Regions from separate parts of the Homo sapiens genome. Here region 2 is linked to region 1. Evidence: read pairs that join two places in POLR2A ChIA-PET (ENCODE). Cell type or tissue: Caco-2. All regions are shown on one strand. Each heading gives the region's core, and the rest is flanking DNA. Links, peaks and the distances in the headings are about the cores only. Region 1 overlaps LIN28A (lin-28 RNA binding posttranscriptional regulator A). Region 2 overlaps CEP85 (centrosomal protein 85).

Region 1 (5,380 bases), core at 120-5,119:
TGATCAAGCCGGTGGTTGGGTGGGGGCAGGGTGGGACGGGGAGGACAAGATGACTGCCCTAAGGAGCTGTGGAGATAAATCTACCCGAACACTTGAGTTCACAGCTCAGACCAGGTAGCGGGCCACTCAGTACCTCCTGGTATAGGCGCCCTCGGGCTTACCTTTGGGCAGACAGGCTGAGCAGCGCCATCTGGTGGAGAACTCCAGGCAGGAGCTACAGGGCCTGGCTGTGGCTGAGCAGAGGGGATCAGAGGGATTGGCTGCCTGCAGCCTTCTGTTCCAGACACCCCTTTCACCAACCTCCTTGACACACACCCTCCTTGACACACACACCATCGAATAACTGCTTCTGGGAGAACCGGTTGGTTCTCCCTTACCAAATCTTACCTCCAGGAATGAAGCTAAGTTAGGGATGTGACACCACAGGACTGAATCATTAAAATTACTTTCATCAGCTGCTTTTTTAAACGTAGCTACTAGAAAGTTTTCAATTATATATGTGACTTGCATCATAATGAATTGCACTGGGGAGAGTTAGGCCAGCTGCACTCAGCTCAGCTCTTGCCTCTTATTGCGACTTTAACCAAGGTGCTTATTAACCCCTCTGCCTCCATGTCCTCAAGCTGTAAAATGAGGGTCTTCATATCACCCCACTGCACCAGTTTGATATGAGGGTTAAATGAGTTACAACACGTAAAGTGGTTAGAATGCCACTTAGCCTACAGTAAGAATCAATTAGTAACAGTTATTTTGCATAGTACTTAGACATTCAACAAATGCTTGTGCAAGCTAAGAACCTAGAATTGAGGTAGAGACCTGCACTACAGAATCTTCCGGCTGGAATGGCCCTGGAAGAAGATCTGGAATAGCCTCTTGCGGAAGAGCCAAGAACCCCAGCTTTAATCTGCACAACTGTAGCAAGTACCCTGAAATTCTGTTGCCACTTCTGGAGAAAGGACACTTAGGTTCCTTTGTGTTGTTTTTTTTTTTTCTCTTCATACTTTTTTCTTTTATAATGTTTTCTTTTGTTTTTAACTCCACATTTCCTAAGTGACCCCTAAGGCTCATTCTATCTCTAAGCTTGCAAAGGCATAAATTGAAGCTGGGATGAGGTACTTGGTGTGGGTTGGATAGGGTAAGGCAGGCAATTACTGAGGTATTAAGAAGGGATCAGAAGGCCTAAGTACTTTAACTGGAGAGATTCCTTCCCTGTTATCAAAAAAAGAAAAAGAAATGCTTGGGGTGGGCGCGGTGGCTCACGCCTGTAATCCCAGCACTTTGGGAGGCCGAGGCGGGTAGATCATGAGGTCAGGAGATCGAGACCATCCTGGCTAACGCGGTGAAACCCCGTCTCTACTAAAAATACAAAAAATTAGCCAGGAATGGTGGCAGGAGCCTGTAGTCCCAGCTACTCGGCAGGCTGAGGCAGGAGAATGGCGTGAACCCGGGAGGCGGAGCTTGCAGTGAGCCGAGATTGTGCCACTGCACTCCGGCCTGGGCAACAGAGCCAGACTTTTTAAAAAAAAAAAAAAGAAAAAGAAATGCTGTCTGTTGTCTGATGCCACATTCCCCAACACAGTAGGCCCATGTAGGCTCCCCACAGTCCTAACTTGAAGAAATTGGGAAAGGATGATATGGGTCATGCCTTCTCTCCCCCTCCCCTTTAAAATAATTTATCTGAATCAATAATTCAGGATTGGACTGAAGAGACCCAAGGGGAGGGGGTCCTGTTTGGTTCTATCCATGAAGTGGGCAGTGCGCAAGCCAGAGAAGGGAGATGGCTGCTGATGGTGACTTTGGCAAGACTGCCTGGGGAAGGAAGAATTTTCTATATCTAGTTCTCTCCCGTGACCATAACCCCAACATAGAGAGGAAGGAAGAAACAGTTGAATGTGGGGAGGAGGGAGAGGGAGATGCAAGAGGGATCTGCTCCTTGGAACTCCAGGAATCTGACCACCAGAACCAGCCAGTGTCAACTCTTTGTTTCCTGGGGCTGGGCTCTACTGGGGGAGCTCAGGCCATGCCCCTCCCCCTAAGGTCTTTTCTTTTTGGAGGGGATGGGGAAGGGGGCGGGGCCCTGCTTTGTGTGTGGTTGGGGGTGGAATGGGGGTGGTACAAGAATTTCAGGCGCTTTTCAGATGCAGGCCCTGGGAGGCTGGCTCTGTGGGGCTGCACGCTGATTACCTATCTGATAAGAGAGGAATTCAAACTATGTGTTTTAGAAAGGGGCGGGGGAGGAGGGCAGGGAGCCACCCCTGGAGACCACCAGTTTAAATCTCTTGATTACACTGAGGTACCTGCAGGGGTGGGGGTTTACTCTGTAAAAGTCTTAGACCTCAGATCCTCCAGTGATGCAGTGAGTGACCTGAGAGGACTAGTCAATTTCTTGTTGCATGTCCCCATTTATATGATCCTCTTAAAATAAACCTATGAGGTGTCCATAGAGGAAGGTGTTACTCTCCAGTCAACTGGGGCTTAGAGAGGGGATATTCTTCTAAGTTTCTATAGCTAGTTAGGATAAAACCAGATGCTTGGCACTTAGTTCTCTCTGTTAACCCACGCCACCCAGTGTGAAGAGGTTGATAATTGCCACTCCCTGAGGATTTATGTGTAGCAGGCGAAGTGCTAACTACTTTTCATGTGTAAAACCTCACAGCACTACCATAAAATTAGTATTTACTCCATTTTATAGATGATTAAAGAAAGGAGGGAACAGGCCATCAGACTCAATCAACCCTTGTTCTTAACTATTTACCTGCTGAATCACAGCTAGAACTAGGAGTGTCCCAGCCTAAGACAAGCTGGGCAAGCAAATGAAGCTGGAATTGCTTGGGTCCAGAAGGCTCTTGGTCTGGCTCCTCTAGGACCTCCCAACTCACCCACTAATTGCATCTCTTGTCCCACCCCGCTCAATAAAAAATAAGTCAAATCTAATATAATCTTTATTTTTTGAGATGGGTTCTTGCTCTCTCACCCAGGCAGGAGTGCAGTGGCGCGATCTCAGCTCACTGCAAGCTCTGCCTCCCAGATTCAAGCGATCCTTCTACCTCAGCCTCCCAAGTAGCTGGTACCACAGGCACATGCCACCATGCTGAGCTAATTTTTGTATTATTTTGTAGAGAACAGGGTTTCGCCCTGTTGCCCAGGCTGGTCTCCAACTCCTGAGCCTCAAGCTCAGAATCCACCTGCCTCAGTCACCCAAATTGCTGGGATTACAGTTGTGAGCCACCATGCCCGACCTTACAAATCTAACTTTAAACTCAGGGTGGTTACTGTGAAACAGCGAGAGAGGTATTGCACCCGGCCTGCAATATCATCTTAAAACAAAAATTTGGCCGGGCATGGTGTGTAATCCCAGCACTTTAGGAGGCATGAGGTCAGGAGTTTGAGACCAGCCTGGCCAATAAGGTGAAACCCTGTCTCTACTAGAAATACAAAAATTAGCTGGGTGTGGTGGCGTGCGCCTGTAGTCCTAGCTTAAACCCAGAAGAATCGCTTAAACCCAGGAGGCGGAGGTTGCAGTGAGCTGAGATCGTGTCACTGCACTTCAGCATGGGCGACAGAGCAAGACTTTCTCAAAAAAAAAAAAAAAAAATTAAGTGATAAGGAATCTGTGGTTCCTTCATCTTGATGAAGAGCATGTTTCATTTAAGTTCCAGTTTGGAATATTACCCCCCAGCCACCAGCATAAAATACGAATGCTACTTACTCATGTTCCCTTGAGCCAGGACTAGGTAAGTGCACAGTGATCCCTTTTGCTTCTCCATTTTCTATGACGACTACTCCTTGTTGACATATTTGACACTGTTGTTTTACTATAATAGATGAAGCTGTAATGAAGTCTATTCTGGGTAGGGTCTGAGATGCTGTCACCTCCGCTAATGTCAAGTTGGTGGTGCAGTAAGTGGCATGATAGAATGAGCTCTGAGCTTTAAATCAGGAACTCTGGGTTCATCTGACCCTGGCTTTGCTACAGAACTAGCTGTATCAACAACTACTTTTTTTTTTTTTCTTGATGGCTGCTGGCTGTTTGCTAACTGCTTTATAAATATCAGTGTCCTTAAATTTTGGTACAAACGTGCAGTGTTCTAATAGGATTATTCCATACATATTGTTCTAAATCTTGCTTTTTGTTTTTTCTTTTAACAATATTATTTGGTGATCTTTCTCAGCTGAATGATTAAAAATCTGCCTCCTGTTTCATTAATTCATTCAAAAATGTGCTAGGCATTATTTCAGGTACCAAAATGTGGCTGTGAACAAACCAAAGACTTTACGTTGTTCTTAATGGCTGCGTGGTATTCATTATTATAGATGTACCATATTTATTCAACCATTCCCCTTCAAATACACCAGTAGGTTATTTCCAATTTTTTTAAAGCAACAATGAGATACTGAGTATATGTGTCGTGCTAAGACTTCCTACTGATAATCTACTTATATTATGTTGTGTAATTCTTTTTTCTTAGTGATTTATGGTATATTTTTGTAGTTTTACCAGTCTGATTATCTGTCTTAACTTTTCAGTATTTTTCTTAACAATGAGGTGTTTAAATCCTCTGAAATGTATTTTGCATATGTATCATACAAAGTCTGTAGGAATATGACTTCCTTTCCCAATGGATTATTAATTTTTATAGCAGCATTTATTGAATTATTTTTCTTACCTATTGATTTCTCCATATATTCTCAGATCTCTGTGATTTTCCATTTTAATCCTCTGATCCATCTGCTTGGGTTATACTGTCTTTCGGTAACATTATTTTGATATAATTTCAAACTTTAAAAAGGCTGCAAGAACAATACCCAACACTCCCACATAACCTCTACCCAGATTCATTGACTCTTAACATTTTGCCCCATTTGCTTTATCATTCTCTATCTTGCTACAGATAGTTTTTTTTTTGAAACCATAAGTTGGAGACAGTAAGCACTTTTATCTCTAAATATTTCAGTGCGTATTTCCCAAGAATGGGAATATTTATCTTTTTTTTTTTTTTCTGAGACAGGGTCTCACTCTGTCACCCAGCCTGGAGCACAGTTGTGTGATCTCTGCTCACTGCAACCTCTGCCTCCTGGGCTCAAGGGATCCTCCCACCTCAGCCTCCCCAGTAGTTGGGACTACAGGTGTGTACCACTGTGCCTGGCTCATTTTTGTATTATTTTGTAGAGATGGGTTTTTGCCATATTGCCCAAGCTGGTCTCGAATTCCTGGGCTCAAGCAATCCGCCCATCTTGGCCTCCCAAAGTGCTGGGGATTATAGGCATCAGCCACTGTGCCTGGCTGGGAATATCAATCTTACATCGTTTCAGTACACTAATCATAATCAGGAAATTAAACACTGGTACATTTATCTATATACCATATGCAAATTTTGTC
Region 2 (5,380 bases), core at 215-5,214, 170 kb before region 1:
GGGGCAATCTCGGCTCACTGCAAGCTCCGCCTTCCGGGTTAATGCCATTCTCCTGCCTCAGCCTCCCAAGTAGCTGGTACTACAGGCACCCGCCACTACGCCCGGCTAATTTTTTGTATTTTTAGTAGAGACGGGGTTTCACCGTGTTAGCCAGAATGGTCTCGATCTCCTGACCTCACGATCTGCCCACCTCGGCTTCTCAAAGTGCTGGGATTACAGGCGTGAGCCACCACGCCCAGGCCTAGACATTTTTTAAACTGCTATGTTTGTTACATACCATGATCCTAATCTTAACTCTTTTTGTGTGTTTGTTTTGAGACGGAGTCTCACTCTGTCACCCAGGCTGGAGTGCAGTGGCATGATCTTGGCTCACTGCAACCTCCGCCTCCCGGGTTCAAGCGATTCTTCTGCCTCAGCCTTCTGAGTAGTTGGGATTACAGGCGTGTGCCACCACACCCAGCTAATTTTTGTATTTTTAGTAAAGACGGGGTTTCACCTTGTTGGCCAGACTGGTCTCGAAGTCCTGACCTCAGCTGATCCACTCACCTTGGCCTCTCAAAGTGTTGGGATTATAGGCGTGAGCCACTGCTCCTGGCCTCTAATCTTAACTCTTACACATTTTGTTCATGAATCTAGCTTGCGGTCTAGTTGACAAGAACCCCTGTGACTGGTATACAGTATAGTTCATTGTTGCATCTTTAAATTTAATAGGCATGCTTTTGATTCCACCCTTCTTCACTAAGGTGTTTTACCTTGAAAGATTCTCGAGGGACAGAGTAGAGGTGGGTACTGAAGAGTTCAGAATGCTTTCAGCTCTTTGCAAAAGACTGAAATAGTCACTGGTGTAATTCAGGCTACTGAATCACTTCAGGTGTAGACTGAAGTGACTGAGATTTGGTAATAGCTGAATCTACCCTTACTGTGAAAGGAAGTTTGCTCAAAAATGAGTTGTTTTTTAGGGTGGGGAGGGGTCATAAAATGTGGTTAAGTAGGGGAGAGATTTAGAACTATATTCTTAAAATGGCAAAACCCCAAAGTTTTTGGGAACTGTAGATTTCTGTAAATAAAAATCACATATCCCATGCATTGTATTTTTTAAAGAGATGGATCTCACTGTGTTGCCTACACTGGAGTGCAATGACTGTTCACACAGGTACCATCATAGTGTACTATAGCCATGAACTCGGTGGGGCTCAAGTAATCCTCCTGAGTTAGACTACTGAGTAGCTGGGCCTACAGAGATGCACCACCTGCCTGGTTCCCATACACTAAATTTTGAATGCCTTTGAAAATTGTAGAAGATAGAGGTCCCTTTGAAAATGAGTGTTGCTATTTCATTTCAAAATATTCTAAACCACAGACCAGACTTACGGTGTAACTCAGAGGTCCCCAACTCCTGGCCCGTGGACCAGTACCAGTCCATGGCATATTAGGAACCAGGCCACACAGCTGGAGGTGAGCAGCAGGCGAGCAAGCATTACTGCCTGAGCTTGCGCCTTCTGTCAGATCAGTGGTGACATTAGATTCTCATAGGAGCACGAACCCTATTGTGAACTGTGCATGTGAGGGATCTAGGTTGCTCAGTCCTTACGAGAATCTAATGCCTGATGATCTGAGGTGGAACAGTTTCATCCTGAAACCATCCCCCCAACCATCGTCTGTGGAAAAATTGTGTTCCACAAAACGATTCCCTGGTAACAAAAAGGTTGGGAACCGCTGGTGTAACTTTACATTTCATAGCACAGTTAGTCTGAATCAGGCAGTTTACTTAATATAAATAGATAAACCCAATAGATAAGTTAAAAATGTGGACAAAGACCTCACCTTAATTTTCTAATATGTCCATTTATCATCTATAAAAAATTAGAAAAGCCATATTCTTCTGGGTCAGTTGGTACTTTTCTTCTTGGCTTTGGTTTTGGCATTATTTTGGGGTTATCTTAGTGTATTTTCTGTTACTGTAAGAGAATACCTGAGACAGTGTAACTTATACAGAAAAGATGTTTATTTTGCCCAGGGTTCTGGAGAGTGAGAAGTCCAAAGGCATAGTGGCAGCATCTGGCGAAGGCTTTTGTGCTGTATCATAACATGGTGGAAAAGCAGAGACCACTAGAGTGAGCCAAGCTTGCCTTTTTTTTTTCTTTTTTCTTTTTTTTTTTTTTTTTTTTTTTTTTGAGACAGAGTCTTATTTCTGTCACTCAGGCTGGAGTGCAGTGGTGGGATCTTGGCTCACTGCAGCTTCCGCCTCCCATGTTCAAGTGATTTCTCCTGCCTCAGCCTCCCGAGTAGCTGGGATTACAGGCACCCGCCATCATGCCCAGCTAATTTTTGTATTTTTAGTAGAGATGGGGTTTCACCATGTTAGCCAGGCTGGCCTTGAACTCCTGACCTCAAATGATCCGCTTGCCTCTGCCTCCCAAAGTGCTAGGATTACAGGCATAAACCACCGTGCCCAACCCAAGCTTGGTTTTTTTTTTTTTTTTTGAGGTGGAGTTTAGCTCTTGTTGCCCAGGCTGGAGTGCAATGGTGCAATCTCGGCTCACTGCAACGTCTGCCTCCCGGTTTCAGGCGATTCTCCTGCCTCAGCCTCCTGAGAAGCTGGGACTACAGGCATGCGTCACCACGCCCAGCTAATCTTGTATTTTTAGTGGAGACAGGGTTTCTCCACGTTGATCAGGCTGGTCTCAAACTCCGGACCTCAGGTGATCCGCCCACCTCAGCCTCCCAAAGTGCTGGGATTACAGGCATGAGCCACCATGCCCGGCCCCAAGCTTGCTTTTATAACAACCCACTGCTTTGAGAACTAACTCACTTCTGCTAATCTATTATGAGGCTTCTACCCTCATGACCCAGTCACCTCTTAGAGGCCCCCACCTCTTAATACTGTTACATTGGCAATTAAGTTTCCAACACATGAACTTTTGGGGGACAGACACTTTCAAACCACAGCAGGGGGTGTGGGCTCAAAACTGAATTTGGTGAATCTAGAGAGAGTGGTGCTATGGATGGAGACTGGAAGGAGGTATTGCAAAGTTCATGGTAGCAACCCCTCATGTGCTACAACCTCACAGTCTTCTGTTTTGTAATTACACCGTGGGAGCAGTGACCCTTGGTAAGAACTGATAACTATGGTGCTGTTATGGAGGATTTAAAACATATTGCTTATGGTTAAGCACGGTGGCTCATCCCTGTAATCCCAGCACTTTGGGAGGCCGAGACAGGTGAATCACTTGAGGTTAGGAATTCAAGACCAGCCTGGCCAACATGGTGAAACCCCGTCTACTAAAAATACAAAAATTAGCCAGGCATGGTGGCGGGCTCCTGTAATCCCAGCTACTCGAGAGGCTGAGGCAGAAGAGTCGCTTGAACCCAGGAGGCAGAGGTTGCGGTGAGCCAAGATCGTGCCACTGCACTCCAGCCTGGACAACAGAGTGAGTGAGACCCCATCTCAAAAAAGAAAAAATTGGGCCGGGGGCAGTGGCTCACACCTGTAATCCCAGCACTTTGGGAGGCCGAGGCGGGCGGATCACCTGAGGTTGGGAGTTCAAGACCAGCCTGACCAGCATGGAGAAGCCCTGTCTCTACTAAAAATACAAAATTAGCCGGGCGTGGTGGAGCATGCCTTTAATCCCAGCTACTTGGGAGGCTGAGGCAGGAGAATCGCTTGAACCCAGGAGGAGGAGGTTGTGGTGAGCCAAGATCGCGCCATTGCACTCCAGCCTGGGCAACAAGAGTGAAATTCCGGCTCCAAAAAATAAAACAAAAAATTGTATTGCTTACTAGTCTTTGAAGTCTTTATCACTAGCAGTCTGCCTTAACCTTGTGTACTAGTCCTATATTTAAGTTGTGAGACATCAGAAACTGGGTCCTTTAACTGAGAAATTTCTTTCTTGGTCCTGAGAGACTAATGCATGTTATCAGAACTTATTCAGGTTTTTGTTTTGTTACGTGTGTGTGTGTTTTTTTAGTGTGGCCTTTTATATATCCCCAAGATCATCTTCAGTATAGCAAATTAGATACTATGCATGTAATATAAGGCTTGCACGTCTTTTTTTAAAGTATTTATTCCTCCTGTCTAACCGAAATGTTTTACCCTTTGATCAGCATCTCTCGATTCCCCCTGCTCCCAGCTTCTGGTAACCACAATTATTCTCTCTGTTTCTATGTGTCGAGGTTTTTTTTAGCTTCCACATATAAGTAAGAACGTGCAGTATTTGTCATTTTGTGCCTGGCTTATTTCTCTTAGTGTCCTCCAGTTTCATCCATGTTGTTGCAAGTGACACAATTGACATCTTTTATAAGGCTGGTATTCCGTTGTGTAATATACTGCATTTTCCTTATCTGTTCGTCTGTTGATTCTATAACTTGGCTATTGTGAATAATTACTCAGTAAACATGGGATTGTAGATATCTCTTGGACATACATATTTCATATCGTTTGGATATATACCCAGAAGTGGATTGCTGGATCATATGGTAACTATTTTTAGTTTTTTGAGGAGCTACATACTCCATTGTTTTCCACAGTGGCTGTGTTACATTCCCCCCAACTGTGTACTAGAGTTCCCTTTTCTCTGCATCCTCTCCAAACTTGTTATCTTTCATCTTTTTTTTTTTTTTTTTGAGATGGAGTCTCACTCTGTCGCCCAGGCTGGAGTGCAGTAGTGCGATCCTGGCTCATTGCAACCTCCACCTCCTGGGTTCAAGCGATCCTCCTGCCTCAGCCTCCCGAATAGCTGGGACTACAGGCGCGTGCCACCATACCTGGCTAATATTTTGTATTTTTAGTAGAGACAGGGTTTCACCGTGTTAGCCAGGATGGTTTCGATCTCCTGACCTCATGATCCCCCCTCCTCAGCCTCCCAAAGTGCTGGGGATTACAGGCATGAGCCACTGCGCCCGGCCTCATCTTTTTCATCATAGCCATTCTGACAGGTGTGAGGTGGCTTGCCCATATTTTTAAAGAGTTGCTTAAGGCCGGGCATGGTGGCTCACACCTGTAATCCTAGCACTTTGGGAGGCTGAGGCAGGTGGATCACTTGAGCCCATGAGTTCGAGACCAGTCTGGGCAACATGGCGAAACCCCATCTCTCCTAAAAATACAAAAACTGAGGTGGGAAGATCACCTGAGCCTGGGGAGGTCGAGGCTGCAGTGAACTGTGATCACGCCACTGTGCTCCAGCCTGGGTGACAGAGTGAGACCCCATTTCAAAAAAAAAAGTTGTTTAATGAGAAGGTCGTAGCTGATCTATACTTACATAATTCTGGGAACAATTATAGTATTTGTTGTTGTTATCTGAGTGTTCTCTGTGTTGGTTGCTGGGGAGAAAAAGAAACAAGTTGGTAGTCGCTCTTCTCCGTGGTAGATATGCTTGATTTG

The links. ChIA-PET counts read pairs that join two places held together with the same protein. Peaks named below come from ENCODE experiments on the same cell type or tissue, not always from the same donor. Only the 100,000 strongest peaks of a DNase experiment are listed, where the experiment ranks them.
Region 2: POLR2A ChIA-PET joins it to region 1 with 6 read pairs; 5 of 35 experiments call an interaction of 5 or more read pairs at or near these places.

The regions. Positions count from the first base shown.
Region 1 is chr1:26,417,025-26,422,404 of GRCh38, forward strand. The region is part of intron 2 of LIN28A (lin-28 RNA binding posttranscriptional regulator A); the gene reads left to right. Among named protein-coding and RNA genes, the nearest start is that of LIN28A, 8.9 kb to the left of the region's middle. RefSeq lists enhancers at 1,516-2,087, 3,232-3,802. In Caco-2, for the core only: a CTCF peak has its summit at 184 (motif pointing left); DNase peaks (open chromatin) are centred at 187 and 2,117.
Region 2 is chr1:26,248,785-26,254,164 of GRCh38, forward strand. All of the region lies in intron 3 of CEP85 (centrosomal protein 85), which reads left to right. Among named protein-coding and RNA genes, the nearest start is that of CEP85, 17 kb to the left of the region's middle. In Caco-2, for the core only: no CTCF peak of the experiment used is centred there; no DNase peak of the experiment used is centred there.